3 separate regions of the Homo sapiens genome follow, and regions 1 and 2 are each linked to region 3. The links are chromatin contacts, found by Hi-C or POLR2A ChIA-PET in ENCODE. All regions are on one chromosome and are shown on one strand. The core of a region is the stretch at or near the end of the contact, and the rest is flanking DNA. Distances in the headings are between cores, read along the strand shown.

Region 1 (3,463 bases), core at 547-3,046, 40 kb after region 3:
ACTCCAGGTCTGTGTGCCATTTCCAACCTTCAAGTTGATGAGGGGAGGGAAACGGTCACACGCAACCTGTGCTAAAGAAGCATCCTCAGTACCGTGGTTTCGAGCTCAATGTCTGCAGTCAAAGAGACCTGGGTCTGAATCTCAGCCCTGCCACGTACCACAGGTGTAACTGTGAGCTGATCACAAGCTCTCAAGACCTCAGTTTCCCCATCTGTAAAAGATTTTCTTGGTTAAGGATTTGTTGGGATTAAATAACATAATGCATGGCAAGTGCATATGCCATACCTTACACAGGGTAAGTAAGAGGAAGGCTGGGTATTATTCAGTAAATTCATTTAATTAATTTAATCCATTTTAATAATGCAAAAACAACTAAATGTGTTTCAATGAAAGAAGTTGCCTTCATCATTTTCCCCTCTCAGCTGAGAGTTTATTATTTTGAGAGAGACAGAGGTAGAGAAAGAAACAAAAGGCTAATTTGGTATAAGCTGCCTCTAGGCAGGAGTGTCTGGTCACACTACTTCATTCACTCCAGAGTAAACCTCTGAAGAAGTGCTAAGAGCAGGTGAAGGGCTGGGCTCAAGGGGGTTCCCTTTGTTTTCAGCATTTCTCTGGCCAGGTCTACAATTATGCTGTCTCTAAGGAAGGGAATTATCAGGGGGAAATGGGCATATTTCTGCTGAAAAACTAGACAAAGAAGATAAACATACAGGGAGAAAGGTATCAGAAAGTTGGTTTTTCTGTGTTCATGTGTTTAGGAACGTTACAGTCAAGGCAGTGTTTGGACAGAATGTCTGTGAAGTCCAGGGGCAGTAAATGCACATTTGCTGGCCACTGCGAGGCCTGGGGCATCTCAAGCTGCAGAATATACAAGCCTCCTTCCCACATAGCTTTAAGTCCTGGGAGGTGGGCATTACCACCTCCACCTTAAACACCAGACAATGCCTGGTGCACAGGAAGCGTCCCATAAGAATGAGCCGACCTATTGCTATGTTCAAATGATCGATATTGTTACTGCAATTGCTGATATGGAGAGATGTGGAATTTAGATCCAGAAAGGCTAGGATCTCTGCTGGCCTCACTCGGCTAGTCGGTGGGAGAGACAGGGCCTGCACCCAGCTGTTTGGGCTCCCACCCTGCTTCATCCAGCTGCCCTCGGCTGCCTGGACCACAGATTTAACCCTTTTCCAAGTTAAGAAGGGGATGTGGCCCATTAAACCAGTGCCGCCTAAGCTCTGCCATGCTTAAAAACCAAAAAGAGAAGGAAAGCACAGTGGGAAGGTGGCCGCCTGTTTAAGAGCACTGAGGTATCTGTCACCTAGTAATATTTTTATTTTTCATGATGACTTAACTGGAAAAAGTCTTAACTTCTTCCTACCCATGGGGCACAGGAAAAGCAGAAATGAAAGCCTAGAGCAGAAATCAGCCCCCCAGGCACTTTTCCTCCAAAAAACCAAAGGTACATTGAAAGATTTTATAGAAGTTGCAGCCTCACGCTGCCAAGCACTTCTCTCCTTCCTGCCCCCAAGCCATCATTCTGTCACCTTCTTGAGAAAGGGATCGTGGGCTGCTTGCCACGGAAAATAGCCCACTTCTAAGTGGTGATGCGTGACAGAATGTCTCGGCTTCCAGGGGGTACTGAGCTGAGCCATGCCAGAGAGCCTTTTATTGCAAGTTTCTCTGGACTGAGGAAGAAATTTCCTCTGAGCACTCTGAGAAGTAATCTTATATATCAAAATTATATAAGGAAGCACACGGCTAAGAAGATGAAGACCGTGCTGGGCCCAAGCCAGCGTGTCCCATGTGATAATTCTCAACAAGTCTTTGGGCTCTTTCTTGGATCACATCCCTGTAGGGGAGCTGAATAAGGAGAGAAGTGACATTCCTACACTGCTTCCTGGTTTATGAAATGTTCTTACCTACCCTAGATCTTCACAACAATCCAGGAAGGAAACGGGCATTACTGCATTGTTTTAAAGGTATGGATACTAGCATTGCCCAAAGTAGCATTGTGCAGGGTCCTTGTACAGTTCTAGAGGATGCTAGTCACATATTTTGTGCAGTGCACAACCTTGGCAACTGCTCACAGCAGCACTGTATGATGGCCAGTATGTGTCAGAGCCAAGATTCTGACCCTATGCTTCCAACCCCAAATGCCCTATCAGGGCAGCAGGCTTGCCCTCAGGAGCACAGGACAGGGCAGCTCTCGGTGACTGTTGAGTGAATGGAGTGAACAATCTTGCTCTTGTCTTTGCCTTTGTTTACCTACATCCTCCTCAATTAAAAAAAAAAAAAGAGGGGAGCCTCCATTCTCTCTAAATATGGTCTCTGCCCTCTCACTCAAGGTGCTCACAGGTGAAAACTCTCCAACAGAGTAGTGTGGGGTAAACCAGGAGAGAGCATCAGCAGCGGGAGAGGAATCAGAAAAGCCTGATGGAGAGGCAGCTTGGGAGTGGCCTTCAGAGCCACAGCCAGGGACAGAGAGAAGAGAAGGTGGTGAAATCTGAGCTGCTGGAGTGGCGGGGCAAGCATAGCGCAAGACAAAGGCAAGGAGGACGCAGGGAGCGACCCAGGCTGGTGGGACACGGGTGGGGCTGGTTGTTGACAGCCCCAACACCAGGCAGGTGAGGTCTGAGGTCTGAATGAATGCAGTCAGGCTGTGGAGGGGCACAAAGGTGTGATCTGAGGAGCAAGGGGACCAAGGAGGTCTTTGGAGAGATGAGTCAGCTACCTGGGCAACTGGGCTGAGGCTAGAAAAGCCTGGTCAAGGAAGAGAGTCAAGTAAGGGCTGGGCACCAAAGCCTGATACCTGCCAGACTGCAGCCCAGAAGGCCCGGGCCCACGGCCTTCTGTGGGCCCTGCATTCTAAGTGAGAATGCAGGTGTGCGAAGAGAGGTCCCACGCTTAACACTCAGCTGCAGAGGACCTGCTGGGGAACTGATCCTGACCATGGACTTCATCTGGAGTAAGATGACCCAGAGCCCAGCTCAGGGTTCTCAGGGTCTATCTCTCTGTGAAGTCCAGGAGGAGGCACTCGCACTGCAGAAAACCTCCAGGAGGCAGGAGTTCCCCAAGTGCCCTGTGTGTCTGCCTGCACACGCTGTTCATTAACTTCAGTGACACAGCCACCGTGGTGGATGTAGAAAAGCACATCCAATTAGCCAGGCCTACATGAATATTTGCACTCTTAAATCTTTTGCATTTCGAAAGGGTTAAAGCTTATTATTAGCATATAATTTACAGTCCTTTCTCCCAGGAAAGGAATAATGCACAGTAAATGCCACATTCATTTTAATAATACATGTTACAGTCTGTGCCCAACATCTGCACAAAGGTAAAGGAGACAGATTTTTTTGACATGTCCCACTCTGCCATCTAAACACAGGCTTTTTGTTTCTTAAGTGACGGAAGGTTTAATCAAGAAAGCAGGCAATTCATCAATCGAAACAAGGCAGTGTGCGTG
Region 2 (3,531 bases), core at 18-2,517, 53 kb before region 3:
TTCGCAAAGCTTCCTTTGAGCTTGGTCCCCCTGCGGGGCAGCTGGAGAAAGATGGAATGACACTCCCATTCCAAAGTTTGAGATCTCCAGGGGAGCAGAGCACCACGCTAGTAGGGTAGGTGCTTGGGATGTGCACAGGGAACACGTCCCAGGCCAGAGGCCACCCCTGGGTCCCCCTTCATGCTCCTGGGCATAGAGGCTCCTGTTTTCCCAGTTCTGCCCCGTCCAGAGGAGAGGGGGGTGGAGCTTGGCAGGCAGATTGGATCTGGGCTGAATCTCTGTGAGACCTGGGCTGATTGGGCTTCCCCGCGACCAAGTCCTCAGCTCCCCTTGGGGTCACGGAAGCTAAGCTTGGGTGGGGAGATGTGGGGCCTTCCCAGGTGCTGAGCAACCCTTTTCTTTACCCTGTGGAGGGGACCTGGAGACAGGGACAGTGGAGGGGTTCAAGTGCCAAAATCTCCCCATCTCGACCCAGGGCTGAGATGGGTCCCTGGATCTTCCAGCTATGATGTCCCCAAGAATCTGCAAAATCTCCCACGACTCCTTCTGATGGGGGGTGTGCGTTGGGGCGTGCCCAGGTGAGAGCTGCAGATGGAGGCTGTGGGGTGACTGCATTTATCTGTGGGTGTGACCGAGCATCTCACAGGTCCAGGAGGGTGGTCCTCATATGTGCACAGAGACTGGAGGGGCGAGGGTGCATTTTGGTGCATGTATGGATGTCCCAAGAGCAGATCTGGGGTGTTCTCATGTCAGAATGTGGGTCTGTGCTCTGTGTAATGTTAGAAATAGGGCTTTGGGAACAGAATATTATTCAGCCTTAAAAAGGGGCAAAATTACAACACATGCTACAACACGGTGAACCTGGAGGATGTTATACTAAGTGAAATAAGCCAGTTACAAAAAGACAATGCAGAATGAATCCAGTTATATGAGGCATCTAGAGAAGTCAAGTTTATAGAGGCAGAAAATGGAATGGAGATTGCCAAGGGCTGGGGGACGGAGGAGTGGGGCGTTCTTACGTAGTGGGGACAGAGTTTCGGTTTTGCAAGATGAAATGAGTTCTAGAAATGAATGGGGTGATGATTGTACAACAACGTGAAGGTACTTAATGCTACCAAACTGTACTTTTAGATATGGTTAAGTGGGTGAATGTTGCATGATCTGTATTTTGCCACAGTGAGAAAAAAAAAGTGGGGTTCTGGTGGCCGTGACTGGCTGCCTTGTAAGGTTTCCTGTTTCTGAATGATGGTGACACCCACCCCGTCCCCATGTGACCTGCTTGCTCACTACTGTTTACCAGGAAAGCCAGAATATTGTCACTAGGAGAGAATGTTGTCAATCAGAGGAAATCTAACAGAGCCAGGGAGATGCTTTGGGGATCATACAAGTCTCAAACCCAAGACCCGTTTCTGGAAATGCTACCGTGTTCCAAGCAGATCTCACCAGCTAGGAATGGAAACAGAGGCATTCTGTCAAAGGAAAGAACTTGATGAGAAATTATTTTATGAAAGCCAAATTTTGGCATGTTTTCACATTTTAGTTTGTCAGAACACAGAGTAATAAATGTTAAACATGTTGTTTATTATTATGCTCGGTTGATTTCTTTATGATGACAATTTTATTTTTCAAGTTTGTCCTCGAGTGACTGCAGGATTCCAGAACAGAACGGGAGAGATGTTTTACAGTTTATCCCAGCAGGACCACTGGGAGAACAGTTTTTATTTAAAAAAAAAAAAAAAAAAAAGAGAGAGAAAAGGGGGTGGCCCAGGCCCCTGTTCCCCTCCCACGGTTGGGTCAGGGGTTGGAGTGGCGGCCAGGGCTGTCGTCAGGTCCCTGGTTATGAAGCTCTGCCTGCTGGCTGTGGTGGGATCTGTTACGGCTGCAGGGCCTGGCTGGTGGGAGGGAACTTGGCTCTGCTTGCTGCAGTCTTTGTTTCTGAAGCTGATGCCCGGTGGCTGGTTTGTGGTTGTGAACATGGGGAGCTCGAACGAGGAGTGGGAGAGGCCACCTATTTGGTGTGGAAGGCTCAGGAAGCCTGCCACAAAAGCCGCCCCACGGGAGAGGGGGACCAGTTGCGTGAGTTTCCTCTTCTAACTTCTCGTCTCCACCATCAGTGGATGGAGCAGGGGTTGGGTTCTAAACCCTGGTGGGCTGACGGTGGCGGAACCCAGGACAGCACCAGGAGCCTTCACACATTTGGCCCTCCTGTCACCTCCAGGCTGCGCAGGGCACCTTGCCTCTGAAAATCTGTTTCCTCAGCTGTAAAATGGGTCTCTGTGCCCACCCCTCGGGCCATTTCCTGGGAGCTCAGACTGAGCTGGGTGCTTCGGAGACAATGCTCCACCCAACTCTGTGTCCAATTCTGAATCCCATTTTCGGATGAGGAACTGGACCAGAGATGGAGAGCCACCTTAGCCAAAGTGCCCACAGCAGTGGGGGCAGCGAGGCTGGGTTAGGGTCCTGACTCTGTCTGCTTAGGATCTGCATAGGAAATCACCCAGCCTGGTTCAGGTGGGAGCTCTGTCCTGATGAAGTGATCTGGCTCCTGGGCTGAGGAGGAAGAGCATGCTTCCGGGGGCACAGGGAGCCTAGCGCTGAGCAGAGCTCAAGGGTCCTGGTCCAATGTGGACAACTGTGCTTGAGTCCCATAGGGTCTCTCCGTGGGTGGGATGCGGGGTCTCCGGTTCCTGGGTCTGTGCTCTTGGCTGAAGTTTGGGCAGCTGGTGAAGGGGCTGTCTGCGCCCCACACTGTGGATGTGCCAAGTGGGGAACCCTAACATCTGTTTACATGGGAGGGTCCTCTTTGGCGGGTTCTGAGCTGGATGCAGGGGGATCAGGTGCAAGTAGCCCTCCCAGGGAGAGAGGCGTGGGCCTGCTGGTGTCCAGAGGAACTTCCATGCAGATTCGGAGAAGGCACAGAGAGGCTGTGGCACTGGTCTAGTGTCACACAGCATGTTGGCAGAGGGGCCACCTGCCCAGCCCTTCCTGAGGCCTTTAGGGGGTCATCAGGAGTCTGAGGCTGGGGCTGGGGGCAGCATCTCGCAGCCCAGTTAATATTCCCACCTCTTTGGCATCCTGTGGCACACAGAGGGGCTTGGAGGAAGGACATGTGCCCCCAGTGCCTCCCAGCCAAGGCCTCATTCATCACATTACTGTTTTCACACCCAGGCCTGGGCCAGTGGGCTTGAACACCGATACTGGCCAGGGCAAGCTGACGGAGAGGCTGGTGAGGGGTTAGTTCAGGCTCCTTCCCCCAAGATTCGGCCCAGAAACACATCCAGCCAATCGTCCAGGCCCCCTCGGCCCCCGATCACCACCCCTGCTGTAGGAAACACTTTTAAGAAAGTCGAGGTGGGGGAATCCAAGATCCCTGGCACTGGCTGGGGGTGAGGTGGCCCCGCCACTGGCTGCTCGCAGAGGGGGACTCAGCTCCTGCCCCTCTGACCCGAAGCTTCGGAGGCCTCCAGCACGGCAGCCGGAGCCTCCATAAAAGAATAAGGATCACATTCCTCACTTTTTAAGTTGCACAAA
Region 3 (3,640 bases), core at 539-3,038:
TATTTTTGGTGGCAGTTTTAACAAAATGCTGATCCACAGCATCGAGCTACCTCCAGCAGATGAAAGCAAGGATGTGCCGCTGGCTCTGTGGCGCAATTAGCATTCTCCTAAACAAACGAGCTTCAACAGAGCTGTAATTAAGCAGGCCTGTAATTAAGTATATGCCCTTTATCATAACGATCATGCTTAAAAATGGCATGATGCATGGAACTCTGTTATTAATGCTGTAATCCCAAACTGAAGTGCCAGTACATAGAAATCAGCATGTCAGGCCTGTCACCAGAGTGTTTGTAAAATACATTAAAGAAAAAAACCAGAAAACAATGAGCTCATTCAACTGTTCTTTTTACAATCAGGCACTACAAGTCAAGGGGATTGTGAATGCTTACAGATTCTACAAGGTTTAAACAAATAAAGCTCTAATCTGCTACTGTATTAATCCCACCCCCTATTTTAAAGGAGGAAAAAGGGGGTGGTGGGTTTTTTTTTTTTTTGCCAGCTGACCTGAATGCCTGTCTTTGCTATTCTCGGGGAAGCAGTCAGTCCAATCTGCATGCTGCATTTGTTTGGACATAAAATTGGATTCCTGCTTGCACAGACAGCTCTGCCATGAATCTGTAGGAACTTTGCCTGGCAACGAGATGGGATTATAGCTCCTGCATCCTCCCTTCATATGGGAACTATAATTTTACCTGCCAAGGCAGTCCTCCAGAGCCATCCCTTGATTCTCCCCTCCAAACACACACCTCAGACTTCTGCAGGCTCAACACAAACCCACCACTGACCAACTCCCAAGGCTCCGGACTTAGGACCACCCATTGCCCCGGAATACCTAGCTGCTCAGAGCCGCCAACCCTTATCCCTCCCCAACGTCTCAATACACAGCAGGGGTGAGGAAATACTCCAATCAACACATGGATTAATTTCAACATGCTTGATAAAGAGAGTCATAAAGTCATGTGGTAAAAATGTAAAAATTAAAAAAAAAAACAGACTCTATTACCAGCACCTCAATTGTTATCTGCTTAAAGTTGTCAAGCGGTGTTAAGTGAACTCGGGTAATAGTACCTCAAAGTACTTGCAGAGATGCTGGTGAACAATGAGGCTTATTGGCAGGTAGTCATTTTCGGAATAAAATTAAATGCAATTGGAGTGGTGGGAGGCCTTTAATTCTGTGTACCTGCCCGGGGCTTGGAGCTGTAAATAATCAGCAACCCTAAGCCTTTCTTCGCCCCTTTCCTGTGGCGTTTCAAAAGTCCTTTACAATTTGTAATGGGGAAAACGCCAACAACTCAAGATCTCAAGGCCATTTCTCAAAACTCATTTGCAAACCAAAACACGGAGCCTGTTTTGCTTTCTTGGTGATTTCACTTTGGGGATATTCCTTGGAAGATATTTGTAGATGCCTCCAGAGCTGTCTGCTCAGTGACATTCCAATTGAGTTTACACAGGGCCAACAACTTCCTTCTAGATCCCCAAAGTAATTTGTTTTGCCATGTTATTCATAAGCCAAAAGGAGTGATTTATCAGCCACTGCCGGAGCCTCCCGAGTCCCCCGCGTGAGAGGCAGCACGGGAGGACGGAGCACAGGCGCCGGAGTCAGACACGTGTGAACGCCGAGCTGGGCCCAGTGCTTGTTGGCCGTATGGCTTTGGGCAAGTCACTTAACCTCAGAGTCAGATTTTCATCTGTCATATGAGGATAATTGTGCCCACTCCGCAGCACCGCTGAGGGATCAGACAGCAACAGGAAAGAACAGCCTGACCACAGCAGCCACTGAGAAAATGGGGCAAGGCTGCGGTTTTATGTCGAAAGCAGCTGTTTCTGCAGGAAATGAGTTTAGACCAGGCCCCACTTCTAACTAGTTCTGTAATTTGGGACAAGTATTTAATCTCTCTGAGCCTCTCTTTCCTCAGCTGTAGAAGAGAGAAAATAATAATACCTGGACTGCAATGACATTCAAACAAGATAAAAACATAAAGCCCTAGGTACGAACGAACTGCTCAGTAACTGTTAGCCATTCGTATTAGTGTTAGTGTTATTACTGCTGTACAGAGGGAAATACCCTTTCACGGTTGACCTTTTTCTACCTGCTTTCACATAAGAACGTAAGTGCAGCCATATTAAATTACACAATCCATGGGCTGTGAGACCCAATCCAAAGACGTTTGGTGGGACGGAAGCAATGTTTGCTAAGGAGTCACTCATTGGGCACCCAGACCAGGGTGCCCTCACACCACAAACGAACATTCTTAGAGGTTCTATTTGGCATGAGCAATCTGGATTACACACACACACACACACACACACACACACAGAGCACTGACTCCTCCTAGGCTCCCCATCTCTACACAGAAGACTGTAATTGAGGGGCTCGCTTCATCCCTCTGCATCCCTAGTGCCCTGGGAGGAATCTAGGGCCACCAGCCCCCCCACCTCCTCCTTCAGGGCAGTCCCTCCCTCCAGGGTCCAGGGTGCAGTGCTGGGCTGCACAACCTCATGCAGGTCCAGGGCAGTTCTCTGAAAGCTATGGGAGCACAGAGGGAAGGCAGCTGCCCCACAGTCCACACCCACAAGAAACTCGACACACAACAAGAACATTCTCACTGAGCCTCAGAAGCTTGGATCTTGCTTCCAAGTCGAGCTTGACTTGCAACACCAGAGATAGCAGACACCACGGAGAGCCATGGTCTGGGGGACCCAATGAGTTACTCCTCAGCAAACATTGCTTTTGTCCCTCCAAACGTCTTTGGGTTGGGACTCACAGCCCCTGGGTTATGTAATTTAATATGGCTGCACTCCTGTTTTTATGGGAAAGCAGGCAGAAAGGGGTCTACCGCGAAAGGGTATTTTCCTCTGTACGGCAGTAATAACACTAATACTCACTAATACTAATACCAGTGGCTAACAGTTACTGAGCAGCTAGTTTGTACCTAGGGCCTTATGTTTTTATCTCATTTAAACATCATAGCAGTCCAGGTATTGTTATTGTCTTTCTTCCACAGTTTAGAAAAGAGAGGCTCAGAGACATTAAAGAAACATTTTTTTAACGTTATAAATATTTAATGGCTTGGGGCAGGGATCAACTGCATTTTGCTCAAGGTAAAGATAAAACGCAACTCAGTGATACTTTTCCACATGAGTTCAAAGGTACCCTGGTGGCTGAGGGGCCACTGGGTCAGTGCACACACCTGCTGCCCACAGCGACAAACGCAGAAACTCCTCAGTGAGCTCGAGACCAAAGGAGCTTTGTAGATGCAGAACAAAAAGCAGACCCAAGGTCCAATGCAGATACGTTACCACTAGTAGCGACCACATCCTCTGGAAGAAGGCATGCTCTAAAACAGGCAGTGTGATCTGCAGCCACGGGGGGTAACTGACAGCAAGGGCCTGACAGGCATGGCCTGTGACTACGGAGCACGCCTGTCCCCCAGGCTGAGCATCACATACACCCCTCGGTTGTGGAGCAGGGAACCTCAGGCTTGGAAGACGCACTTTCTCTGCCAGGGCTCTTTTTACCTTCTCAAAACCAACCCATCTATATTTTTAAGTTGTACTCTTTAACACTTCAGCACATGAATATATTTTCTAAGGAAACCATTCCAATAGGATAGCTAAGTCAAAGCACCCCTTGAATCCG

What was found. A loop is a pair of places that touch in the nucleus more often than their neighbours do. ChIA-PET counts read pairs that join two places held with the same protein, here RNA polymerase II (POLR2A). Pooled maps may share reads with other maps.
Region 1: a loop to region 3 is called in a pooled map of heart left ventricle, with 2.3 times the contacts of the local background. The contact joins two enhancer-like sites. A Hi-C loop is called at or near these places in 3 of 168 maps with a recorded cell type or tissue (CD4-positive, alpha-beta T cell, naive thymus-derived CD4-positive, alpha-beta T cell and posterior cingulate gyrus) and 11 of 50 pooled maps. POLR2A ChIA-PET finds 5 or more read pairs at or near these places in 9 of 52 experiments (AG04450, CD4-positive, alpha-beta T cell, CD4-positive, alpha-beta memory T cell and 6 more).
Region 2: a pooled map shows a loop between it and region 3 (4-fold over the local background). The contact joins two enhancer-like sites. A Hi-C loop is called at or near these places in 3 of 37 single-sample maps with no recorded cell type and 9 of 50 pooled maps. POLR2A ChIA-PET finds 5 or more read pairs at or near these places in 4 of 52 experiments (CD4-positive, alpha-beta T cell, activated CD4-positive, alpha-beta memory T cell and activated CD8-positive, alpha-beta T cell).

What each region holds. Positions count from the first base shown.
Region 1 is chr9:126,429,409-126,432,871 of GRCh38, reverse strand. All of the region lies in intron 7 of MVB12B (multivesicular body subunit 12B), which reads right to left. Among named protein-coding and RNA genes, the nearest start is that of NRON, 21 kb to the right of the region's middle. Within about 2 kb of position 1,796, at least 2 of the 41 ENCODE cell types and tissues checked have a DNase peak (open chromatin) inside an H3K27ac peak, as active enhancers do.
Region 2 is chr9:126,521,552-126,525,082 of GRCh38, reverse strand. No RefSeq gene overlaps it. Among named protein-coding and RNA genes, the nearest start is that of LMX1B-DT, 90 kb to the left of the region's middle. RefSeq lists enhancers at 2,601-3,101, 3,102-3,531. Within about 2 kb of position 1,267, at least 4 of the 41 ENCODE cell types and tissues checked have a DNase peak (open chromatin) inside an H3K27ac peak, as active enhancers do.
Region 3 is chr9:126,469,324-126,472,963 of GRCh38, reverse strand. The region is part of intron 7 of MVB12B (multivesicular body subunit 12B); the gene reads right to left. Among named protein-coding and RNA genes, the nearest start is that of NRON, 61 kb to the right of the region's middle. Within about 2 kb of position 1,788, at least 16 of the 41 ENCODE cell types and tissues checked have a DNase peak (open chromatin) inside an H3K27ac peak, as active enhancers do.